Linked DNA regions of Homo sapiens: region 2 is linked to region 1. A link is a contact called in ENCODE Hi-C or POLR2A ChIA-PET data. All regions are on one chromosome and are shown on one strand. Each heading gives the region's core, a stretch centred on a gene start or an enhancer-like site at or near the end of the contact. The rest is flanking DNA. Distances are from core to core; before and after follow the strand shown.

Region 1 (5,114 bases), core at 909-3,408:
CCAGCTACACGGGAGGCTGAGGTGGCAGTGAGCTGAGATCGCGCCATTGCACTCAAGCCTGCACTCGAGGTGACAGAGTGACTCCATCTCAAAAAAAAAAAAAAAAAAATATATATATATATATATATACACACACACACACACAGACACACACACACAATACATATATATATGTGTGTATATATATATATATAACATGGTTATGTGAGTATTTGTATGTATTTTATTAACAGTAATGTTATCATTGTTTTTCAGACCTGCTTTTTTAAAGGCTGCAGAAAACTTCACTCTTTTGGTTAAGAACAACATCTGGTATCCCAAATTTAATTTCAGCAAGTAAGTGGTGGCCAGGTGTGTGAGTTCACCAGGGTCTTGGAGAAACTTCTGGCTCTTCTCTCTTCTCTGAGGTTTTCGTCGCTCTGATTTTCTGCTTCCTCTCGACTTTAGGAGGAATATCCTTCCCAACATCACCACTACTTACCTCAAGTCGTGCATTTATGATGCTAAAACAGATCCCTTCTGCCCCATATTCCGTCTTGGCAAAATAGTGGAGAACGCAGGACACAGTTTCCAGGACATGGCCGTGGAGGTGGGTGCGGGCCCTGGCTCTCCTGACCCAGCCCTGGAGGCGTCTCGTGCCAGGTGCTGAGGAAAGCCTTGCCGTGTCTCTGCTGCTCATCCCCAGGGAGGCATCATGGGCATCCAGGTCAACTGGGACTGCAACCTGGACAGAGCCGCCTCCCTCTGCTTGCCCAGGTACTCCTTCCGCCGCCTCGATACACGGGACGTTGAGCACAACGTATCTCCTGGCTACAATTTCAGGTGGGCGTGAGCTTGGGCCCCTCGCTCATGTTGTAGGGGGTGCTGGTGGCTGCGTACGTGCCAGTGGGCCGCCCACTGAAGACCAGCACTCAGGCAGCACCCCAAGGGCAGGCTGCCGGTCCCCCGTCCAAGGCGGCGGGAAGGCCATGCTGGGAAAATGCCCTTAGTGGTGTCCTGCTCCGGGGCCATCCCGGCCCCCGAGACCCCTCCTTGCCCTTTCCTGCCGCAAGAAACATGTTGAGATGGTTCTTAGAGCAGCCAGGAGAAGCTGGGGGCTTAAGCTTTCCAGCACCTGCCTCAGCCATGACCTCCATTCACTGCCTCAAGGAGCGGATGATCTTGTGATCCTCCAGTCCAAAGGCCTCTGGGGCCTGGCCCAGGAATTGGTTTCTCAAAGGTTGAACCTGTGCCAGAATCTCCAGAGTGCAGGGGACACAGGTCTGAGGCCCCTGAAAGGCCTTGCTGGGTTCCCTGCTGCAAATGCTGGCATCTCGGTGTCCTGGGGCAGATGTAAGCGAGTCCCACAAACAGTGGCTTGCAACTACAGGACTTGATTCTCTCACAGTTCTCACAGTTCTAGAGGCCACAACCTAAAATCCAGGCATCAGCAGGGCTGTGCTCGCTCTGAAGGCTCTGGAGAGAGTCCTTACTTGTCTCTCCTGGCTTCTGGTAGCCCACGGTGTTCCTTGGCTTGTGGATGCATCACTCCAGTCTCTGCCTCTCCTGTCATGAGGCCTTCTGCCTTGTATGTGTCTCTGTGTCTTTTCTTCTTGTAAGGATATCAGTCACTGAATTTAGGGCCCACCCTACTCTAGTATGACCTCATCTTAACAAATTACGTCTGCCAATATCCCATTTCCAAATAAGGTCACACTCCCAAGCTTCAGGTAGATGTGAATTTTTGGGGACACACTGTTCAACCCACTACAGCTGATGATCTCATGATCAGAATCTATAGCCAGGTAAATTTCCACGTACCCTTTGTTGCATTTTTCACAGTCCTTAAAAAGGAAGCGCTCCAGGCCGGGCGCAGTGACTCACACCTGTAATCCTAGCACTTTGGGAGGCCAAGGCGGGCAGATCACCTGAGGCCAGCATGGCGAAACCCCATCTCTACTAAAAAAAATACAAAAATTAGCTGGGCATGGTGGCGCATGCCTGTAATCCCAGCAACTTGGGAGGCTGAGGCAGGAGAATCGCTTGAGCCAGGGAGGCAGAGGTTGCAGTGAGCCGAGATCGCACTGCTGCACTCCAGCCTGGGCGACAAAGCAAGTCTCCGTCTCAGGGGGAAAAAAAAGAGGCCCTGCAAGGACCATCCCTGGGCGCGGTCAGCGGTGCTTTGGGCTGCACTTGCCTCCCCCTAGTGGTGACGTGTGGAATCCGATCCATACGGGATCCTAAGACCTCTGTAATTGTGGGATCTGCTGTCCTTTTGAACCTTCTGGCTCACTGAGTAAAGCAGATATTTGAATTTTTCTTTTCTAGCAGTTAGATTTGTGTTATTCCATCTCTACTGTCACACACTTCTTGTGGAAACCTCAAGCTTAGGTCAGAGCCCTAAAACGGAAAGAACTCAGGACGCCTATCCCCCAACCTCGGGCAGCACCAGGCCCTGCCTGTGTCTCCCAGGCCTGGCCCATGGCGTGGAAGTTGTGGGCCAGATAGAGCATGGAGCTAGGGTGCGGGCCGAGGCTCCTGATGGATCCCTGGAGAACATGGGGCAGCAGATGGTATGTCTTGACGGTTCTTCACCAACCATCCATCCCCTGCTCATGCGTGTGCGCTCTCTCGCGTGCTCGCTCTCTCTCTCTCTCATATATGTATATGTATATATGTGTATATATATATATAGCCATTATATATATAGCCATTATATATATATATTTTTTTTTTTTTCTTCTTTTTTAAGGGAGTGACTTGCTCTGTCACCCAGGTTGGAGTGCAGTGGTGCGATTTCAGCTCACTGCAGCCTTTGCCTCCCGGGTTCAAGACATTCTCCTGCCTCAGCCGCCTGAGTAGCTGGGATTACAGGCGCCCGCCACCACACCCAGCTAATTTTTTGTATTTTTATTAGAGACGGGGTTTCTCCACATTGGCCAGGGTGGTCTCGAGCTCCTCACCTCAAGTGATCCACCTGCCTCGGCCTCCCAAAGTGCCGGAATTACAGGTGTGAGCCACCGCACCCAGCCATATATTTTTAAATGGTCTTACTGAGATGCAATTCACATGCCATACCGTTCACACATTTGAAGTGCAGAATTCATAGTTTTCACTATATTCACAGATAAGTGCAGGCTTCACCACAGTCGATTTTAGAACATTTCCGTCATCTCAAAAAGAAACCCTGCACCCTTCTGTCATCCCCCGGCCCCTGGCAACAGTGGTCTACTTTCTGTCTCTGCAGATGTGCCTCTTCTGAGCATTTCATATAATCAATATGTGGCCTTTTGCGTCTGGCTCCTTCCCCTTAGCCTGATGTTTTCAAGCTTCATCCATGTCGTAGCCTGTGTCAGTACCTCGTCTCTTTTTATGGCCAAATCATATTCTGCTGTGTTGACAGACGACGTTTTGTTCATCTCTTTATCTGTGTGACGAACGAGTGGTTCTTTTTGTTGTTGTTGTTGTTGTTGAAGACTGTGTGCACAGAATCAATGTTTCTTTGAAAAAATAAATAAATTTAAAAAGCCCTAGGTCAAGAGATTGAGACCATCATGGCCAACTTGGTGAAACCCCGTCTCTACTAAAAAATCCAAAAATTAGCTGGGCATGGTGGTGTGCGCCTGTAGTCCCAGCTACTCGGGAGGCTGAGGCAGAAGAATTGCTTGAACTGGGGAGGTGGAGGTTGCAGTGAGCCAAGATTGGTGCCCCTACACTCCAGCCTGGCAACAGAGGGAGACTCCATCTCAAAAAAAAAAAAAAAAAAAGTCCCTGCACTGATGCTGTGTTGGGGCTGGCTTAGTCCCCTCCTGCAATGCTGGCTGGTCACATTCTTACTGTTAGATGTTGGAGGTCAGGGTCCCTTGAGGGAGGCAGGCAGGATGTACCAGGTGGGATGTTGAGAGCAAACTGTTCAGGTTCAGGAGAGGACACTGGTGCTGGAGGAGGAGGTCTCCCTGTGCCCCTGTACCTCGTGGGCCCCGCATCCTCCTGCTTGCACAGCCCGCCTCAGCCAGGAGAGGCCCCGAGCCGCTCCAGCGTCCATTCAGCCGGCAGAGTGGACCATTCACCTGTGCCAGCTCCACTCTAACGTTCTCTCACAGGGCCCAAGGTCCTGCCCCAGCCATCTCCCCCTGATCCATCCTCCTTCCCCTCAGGTTTGCCAAGTACTACAGAGACCTGGCTGGCAACGAGCAGCGCACGCTCATCAAGGCCTATGGCATCCGCTTCGACATCATTGTGTTTGGGAAGGTAGCTCGCCGCCACTGGCTCCCCTCCGTCACTCCCTGCAGGGACAAGGGGCCTCTCCCTGCCCCTGCAGAAACACTTTTTTTCTTTTTCGGTGTCTTGGCAGGCAGGGAAATTTGACATCATCCCCACTATGATCAACATCGGCTCTGGCCTGGCACTGCTAGGCATGGTGAGTGGTTTAGGCCCTGCCTTCACCCTCACGGTGAGGTGAGACCCTGGGCTGGGGTCCTGGTCCTGGCCCTAGGCCCTAGACCTCAGATGTGTTTCTAAACTTGACCCTCCTACCTTCTTTCCCTTGGCCCCCAGCCCTCCTCCCACCTTCCCTTCTCCAAGACCACCCCCCTCAGGTCCCAGCCTTCTCCCAAGAGATGGGAGTGCCTTTCCATTCCGGTAAAGATTCCAGGCTTCTCAGGAAGGGGCACGCAAAGAATAAGATGGGTTGATGGGTTGCAAGCATCCTGGCTCACTCTCACCCTATGCTAAACTCAGGCGACCGTGCTGTGTGACATCATAGTCCTCTACTGCATGAAGAAAAGACTCTACTATCGGGAGAAGAAATATAAATATGTGGAAGATTACGAGCAGGTAGGCCCCTCCTGGCCCCCAGCAGGCACAGGCCTCTCATCTCTTGGGTGTGGGAGCCCTGGGCGTGGGCCTGTCTGGGGAGGCCCTTCTGCAGAGGCTGGCACCAGTGTGGCGTGGTGTCCCCGTTAACCCGGGCAGTCCTGCCACTCTCAGCAGCTGCTCCATCCCTAGGCCCCTGTACTAGATTGACTCTTTAAACCCAGCCTCGTTTCAATGAGCGACATCTCAGGTTGGTGATGATAATGCATGCTCTGAGAATGCCTGTGGGCACACACTACTTCAGTGCACCTTGCGGAACA
Region 2 (5,114 bases), core at 1,095-3,594, 49 kb after region 1:
GGCGGAGGTTGCAGTGAGCTGAGGTTGCACCACTGCACACCAGCCTGCCAACAGAGGGAGACTCCATCTCAAAAAAAAAGGGCGGGGTGGGGGGGGGGTCTCTCTAGATGTCCCAGGAAAACAGTGAGGGCTCAGCAGAGATTTTATGAATGAATAAAATGGTATCTCCGATGACATTGGGAGGTAGTGGGGTAAAAGAGAGGAAGGTACAGACAGCGGAAAGCCAGAGCTCCCTGGAGGATCTGGCTGAGAGGCAGAAAATGGCCCTCAGCGCTCTCGGAACGGTCCTTCCAGAAGAACTGATGAAATAGCTACTACGCCAGGCACGTGGCAGGGAAAGCCCAACAGGAAAGGCAAAAGGGAAAACCCAACGCCCCAGCCCTGACACGGGCCTGACTCATGCACACAGAGTGTGTGGTAAGAGAACGCCAAAGAGTCCAATCATGCGGCAAGATGTTCAACCTCACAGTAAGAGAACTGCAAATTCAAACTACAATCAGGCAGCCTGGTGGCTCCCCAAAAAGTTAAACGTAGAGTTGCCATATAACCAGCAATTCCTCTCCTAGGTATAGACCCAAAAGAATTGAAGGTAGGGATTCAAACGGATACTTGTACACTAATGTTCATAGCAACATCATTCACAATAGCCAAAAGGTATAACCAAGTGTCCATCAACAGACGAATGAATAAACAAAATGTGGCAGAGCCATACAACAGAATACTATACAGCCACAAAAAAGAAGGAAACTCTGACTCACACTACAACACAGACGAACCGTGAAGACATACGCTAAGTGAAGCAAGCCAGATACTAAAGGACAAGTGTTGTAAGATTTCAGTTACATGAAGTATCTAGAATAGTCAAATTCAGGCCAGATGCAGTGGTTCGCACCTGTAATCCCAACACCTTGGGAGGCCAAGGCAGGCAGATCACTTGAGGTTAGGAGTTCCAGATAAGCCCGGCCAATATGGTGAAACCCCATCTCTACTAAAAATACAAAAATTAGCCAGGCGTGGTGTTGGGCACCTGTCATCCCAGCTACTCAGGAGGCTGAAGCAGGAGAATCACTTGAACCCGGGAGGCACAGGTTGCAGTGAGGCGAGATTGCGCCACTGCACTCCAGCCTGGGTAACAGAGCAAGACTCCATCTAAAATAAATAAATAAATAAAAAGTGTTTTAAAGGAAAGAAAATACCTGTAACCATGATCGGAGTTATGATGATAAGGCCTAGGATGCTACGGGATCAGACGGGGCAGGAGGTCAGGAGAGGGGAGCAGTTGGTCTTATCTCCTATTTCTCTGTCCCCCATTCCCCCTTACTGTATCTCAGAAAGAAATCATCAACTCTGTCCCTGTCTCAGTTTCCCCATCAATGAGAGAATACAACTCAAGTTTGATATTTCTCTATGGCCCTAGCTGCTGCTACTTTACTTCTCCTTCTCATGGTCCTTATGTCCCAGAAGAGGAAACTCAAGATACCCTGAAGTTCAACAGCTTAAGGTCATTGACATCCTGTAAAGTTGGTGCCCATCTGATAGTCATAGGATTAGATGAACCAAGCACTCAGAATCATGCCCTGCAAGTGGTTAAGTACTCAAAAACTATTACTTCAACAAACACCTGTTGGATGCTATGGTTTGACTCTGTGTCCTCTCCCAAATCTCACCTTGAATTGTACTCCCATAATTCCCGTGTGTTGTGGGAGGGACCCAGTGGGAGATAATTGAATCACGGGGGCGGGTTCCCCCATACTGTTCTCATGGTGGTAAGCCTCACGAGATCTGATGGTTTTATCAGGGGGTTCCGCTTTTGCATCTTCCTCATTCTCGCTGCCTGCTGCCGTCCATGTAAGACCGGACTTGCTCCTCCTTGACTTCCGCCATGATTATGGGGCTTCCCCAGCCAAGTGGAACTATAAGTCCAGTTAAACCTTTCTGTTGTAAATTGCCCAGTCTCGGGTATGTCTTTATCAGCAGCGTGAAAACGGACTAATACAGATGCCCATGGCCTGCTCTGGTAGGTAGCCTATGCTCTGGAATGTTCCCACGAGGACCAATGTCCAAGCGAGCTGGCCTGCTCTTAAGTGTGTCCCTCAGCCCTGGCTGTGTGGCCTGCGTCCCCCAGGGCAGGCAGTCAGTCTCTCCCCTATCCTAGAGCTGCCTCTGATAGGGCTGCAAGAGTTCCTGAGAAGAAAATGAGGCTGAGCAGTGCCTGGGAAAGTCAATGGAGATTTGTTTTTTTCTCACCAACAGGAAAACAATTGCTTATCGAACTCTACACCAGGCCAAGGGCACTGAGCCATCCGCCCCCAGCAAGGCTGCTTTTAATCGGCCTCCTTGGCAAGCTGGCATCTGGCCCGGGCCTCCCTCACAGCTCTGACGGAGTCTCGGCCTCTGCGGTCTGTTGGAGGATGGAGAGGAGAGACAGCTCAGACCCCGGGCAGGGACGTCGGCGCTGGCAGGGCAAGCGTGAAACCCCAGAGCTCAGCAGAGAGGAGCCCCAGGGACGCAGGCCCTGACAGGAAGAGATGCATCCAGGGGCTTCTGGCCTCACAGACACCTAGAGTCTAGGCCAGTGTCCTGAACGGTTTGGGGGTCACAGACCCTACAAAGATCTGATGAAAGCTACCAACACTCTGTGCAGAAGAAATCATGCAAAAAGACAATAGTTTAGCCTGGAAACAGCAACGGCTAACATTCAACTGAGCTCTCATCAGGCACCCAGCACGGAGATAACCGCCTGGCCATGTAACCCTCACAGGACCAGGCCCTCTGCCAGGGAAGGACAGTGAAGCATTCGATTCCAGAGGGCGGAGCGTGAGAGGAGGACTTTTTTGCAAAGTTGCTTGGATTTGACAAAATGTCAGCCCTGGCCCTGCATCCTTCCCCATGAAATCCAGGCAGAGGCCATCCCCCAAGGCCTTGCCTCTACCCTGTTCCCTCTCACAGGGCAGCTCATCACGAGCCACCAGAGCCTTCCTGGAGCAGATGGACCCGGGACCCGGGCCAGGATGAGGGAAACGCTCCTTCCTCTGCCAGGAAGCTGAGTGGCGCAGGCCTCCAGGAAACACCTTCTCATTTCCTAGGGGCTGTTTCCAACCTGCATCCGCTACCTCCCGCGCAGCAAGCTGCCAGTGGGTGCCAAAGAGGTGCTCCCGAGCCCGGACACACCTGTGCAGGCTCCCCCGAGGTTGCCTCATCCTGGGCACAACAAAAAGGCCCAAAACAGCTCCGAGGATCCTGCCAAGGCCACGGACGATGTCCTGCCCGGGACATCAATGTCCTCCTTGGGAAAATGGGCTCAGCCAGCCAAAGTCAGGGACCCCAAACGGAGGGACCGGCTAAAGCCATGGCAGAAGAACATGGATTGTGAAGATTTTATGGACATTTATTAGTTCCCCAAATTAATACTTTTGTAATTTCTTATGCCTGTCTTTACTGCAATCTCTAAACATAAATTGTAAAGATTTCATGGACACTTATCACTTCCCCAGTCAATACCCTCGTGATTTCTTATGCCTGTCTTATTTAATCTCTTAATCCTGTCAGTTGAGGAGGATGTATATCGTCTCAGGACCCTGTGATAATTGCATTAACTGCACAAATTGTACAGCATGTGTGTTTGTGCAATATGAAATCTGAGCACCTTGAAAAAAGAACAGGATAACAGCAATCGTTCAGGGAATAAGAGAGATAACCTTAAACTCTGATCGCCGGTGAGCCGGGCAGAACAGAGCCATATTTCTCTTCTTTCAAAAGCAAATGGGAGAAATATCGCTGAATTCTTTTTCTCAGCATGGAACGTCCCTGAGAAAGAGAATGCGTACCTAGGGGTAGGTCTCTGAACTGGCACCCCCCGGGGCGTACCTGTCTCTTATGGTCGAGATTGCAGAGGTGAGATAGACTCCAGTCTCCCATAGCGCTCCCATCTCCCATAGCGCTCCCAGGCTTATTAGGAAGGGGAAATTCCCACCTGATAAATTTTGGTCAGACCGGTTGATCTCAAAACCCTGTCTCCTGATAAGATGTTATCAATGACAATGTTGCCCGAAACTTCATTAGCAATTTTAATTTCACCTGGGTCCTGTGGTCCTGTGATCTCACCCTGCCTCCACTTGCCTTGTGATATTCTATTACCCTGTTAAGTACTTGATGTCTGTCACCCACACCTATTCGCACACTCCCTCCCCTTTTGAAAATCCCTAATAAAAACTTGCTGGTTTTTGTGGCTTGTGGGGCATCACGGAACCTACCGACATGTGATGTCTCCCCCGGACGCCCAGCTTTAAAATTTCTCTCTTTTGTACTCTGTCCCTTTATTTCTCAAGCCAGCCGACGCTTAGGAAAATAGAAAAGAACCTATGTGATTATCGGGGCAGGTCCCCCGCTAGACGCGGGCCTCCAGGAAACACATTCTCATTTCCTAGGGGCTGTTTCCAACCTGCATCCGCTACCTCCCGCGCAGCAAGCTGCCAGTGGGTGCCAAAGAGGTGCTCCCAAGCCCGGACACACCTGTGCAGGCTCCCCTGAGGTTGCCTCATCCCGGGCACAACAAAAAGGCCCAAAACAGCTCCGAGGATCCTGCCAAGGCTACGGATGATGTCCTGCCCGGGACATCAATGTCCTCCTTGGGAAAATGGGCTCAGCCACACCCTGTCTCACATGGGGAAACTGAGGCCCACAGAGGTCCTCAAGGAAATGCGTTCATTCATTCATTCATTCATTTGTTCTTACATGTAGTAATTATAAAGCAATGATCACGTGCTGGATAAACAAAACAGATGTGGTTTTTGCCCTCGAGGGGACTGACAGTCCAATGAGGGGGACCAACATTTAAAAGTAGGTGCACAAGGCCGGGTGCGGTGGCTCATGCCTGGAATCCCAGCACTTTGGGAGGCCGAGACGGGTGGATCACCTGAGGTCAGGAGTTCAAGACTAGCCTGGCCAAATGGTGAAACCCCGTCTCTACTAAAAATACAAAAATAGCCAGGTGTGGTGGCGGGCGCCTGTAATCTCAGCTACTTGGGAGGCTGAGGCAGGAGAATCGCTTGAGCCTGGGAGGCAGAGGTTGTGGTGAGCCAAGATTGGGCCATTGCACTCTAGCCTGGGTGACA

Evidence for each region. A loop is a pair of places that touch in the nucleus more often than their neighbours do. ChIA-PET counts read pairs that join two places held with the same protein, here RNA polymerase II (POLR2A). Pooled maps may share reads with other maps.
Region 2: a map of endothelial cell of umbilical vein shows a loop between it and region 1 (4-fold over the local background). The contact joins two enhancer-like sites. A Hi-C loop is called at or near these places in 2 of 168 maps with a recorded cell type or tissue (endothelial cell of umbilical vein and ovary) and 3 of 50 pooled maps. POLR2A ChIA-PET finds 5 or more read pairs at or near these places in 7 of 52 experiments (B cell, GM10248, K562 and 4 more).

What each region holds. Positions count from the first base shown.
Region 1 is chr12:121,228,278-121,233,391 of GRCh38, forward strand. P2RX4 (purinergic receptor P2X 4) reads left to right here. Exons shown (of 12, transcript NM_002560.3): 6 at 256-336; 7 at 448-589; 8 at 686-822; 9 at 4,137-4,230; 10 at 4,334-4,399; 11 at 4,720-4,815. Among named protein-coding and RNA genes, the nearest start is that of P2RX4, 21 kb to the left of the region's middle. RefSeq lists a silencer at 1,989-2,283 and an enhancer at 2,230-2,279. Within about 2 kb of position 2,159, at least 4 of the 41 ENCODE cell types and tissues checked have a DNase peak (open chromatin) inside an H3K27ac peak, as active enhancers do.
Region 2 is chr12:121,276,815-121,281,928 of GRCh38, forward strand. All of the region lies in intron 1 of CAMKK2 (calcium/calmodulin dependent protein kinase kinase 2), which reads right to left. Among named protein-coding and RNA genes, the nearest start is that of CAMKK2, 17 kb to the right of the region's middle. Within about 2 kb of position 2,345, at least 18 of the 41 ENCODE cell types and tissues checked have a DNase peak (open chromatin) inside an H3K27ac peak, as active enhancers do.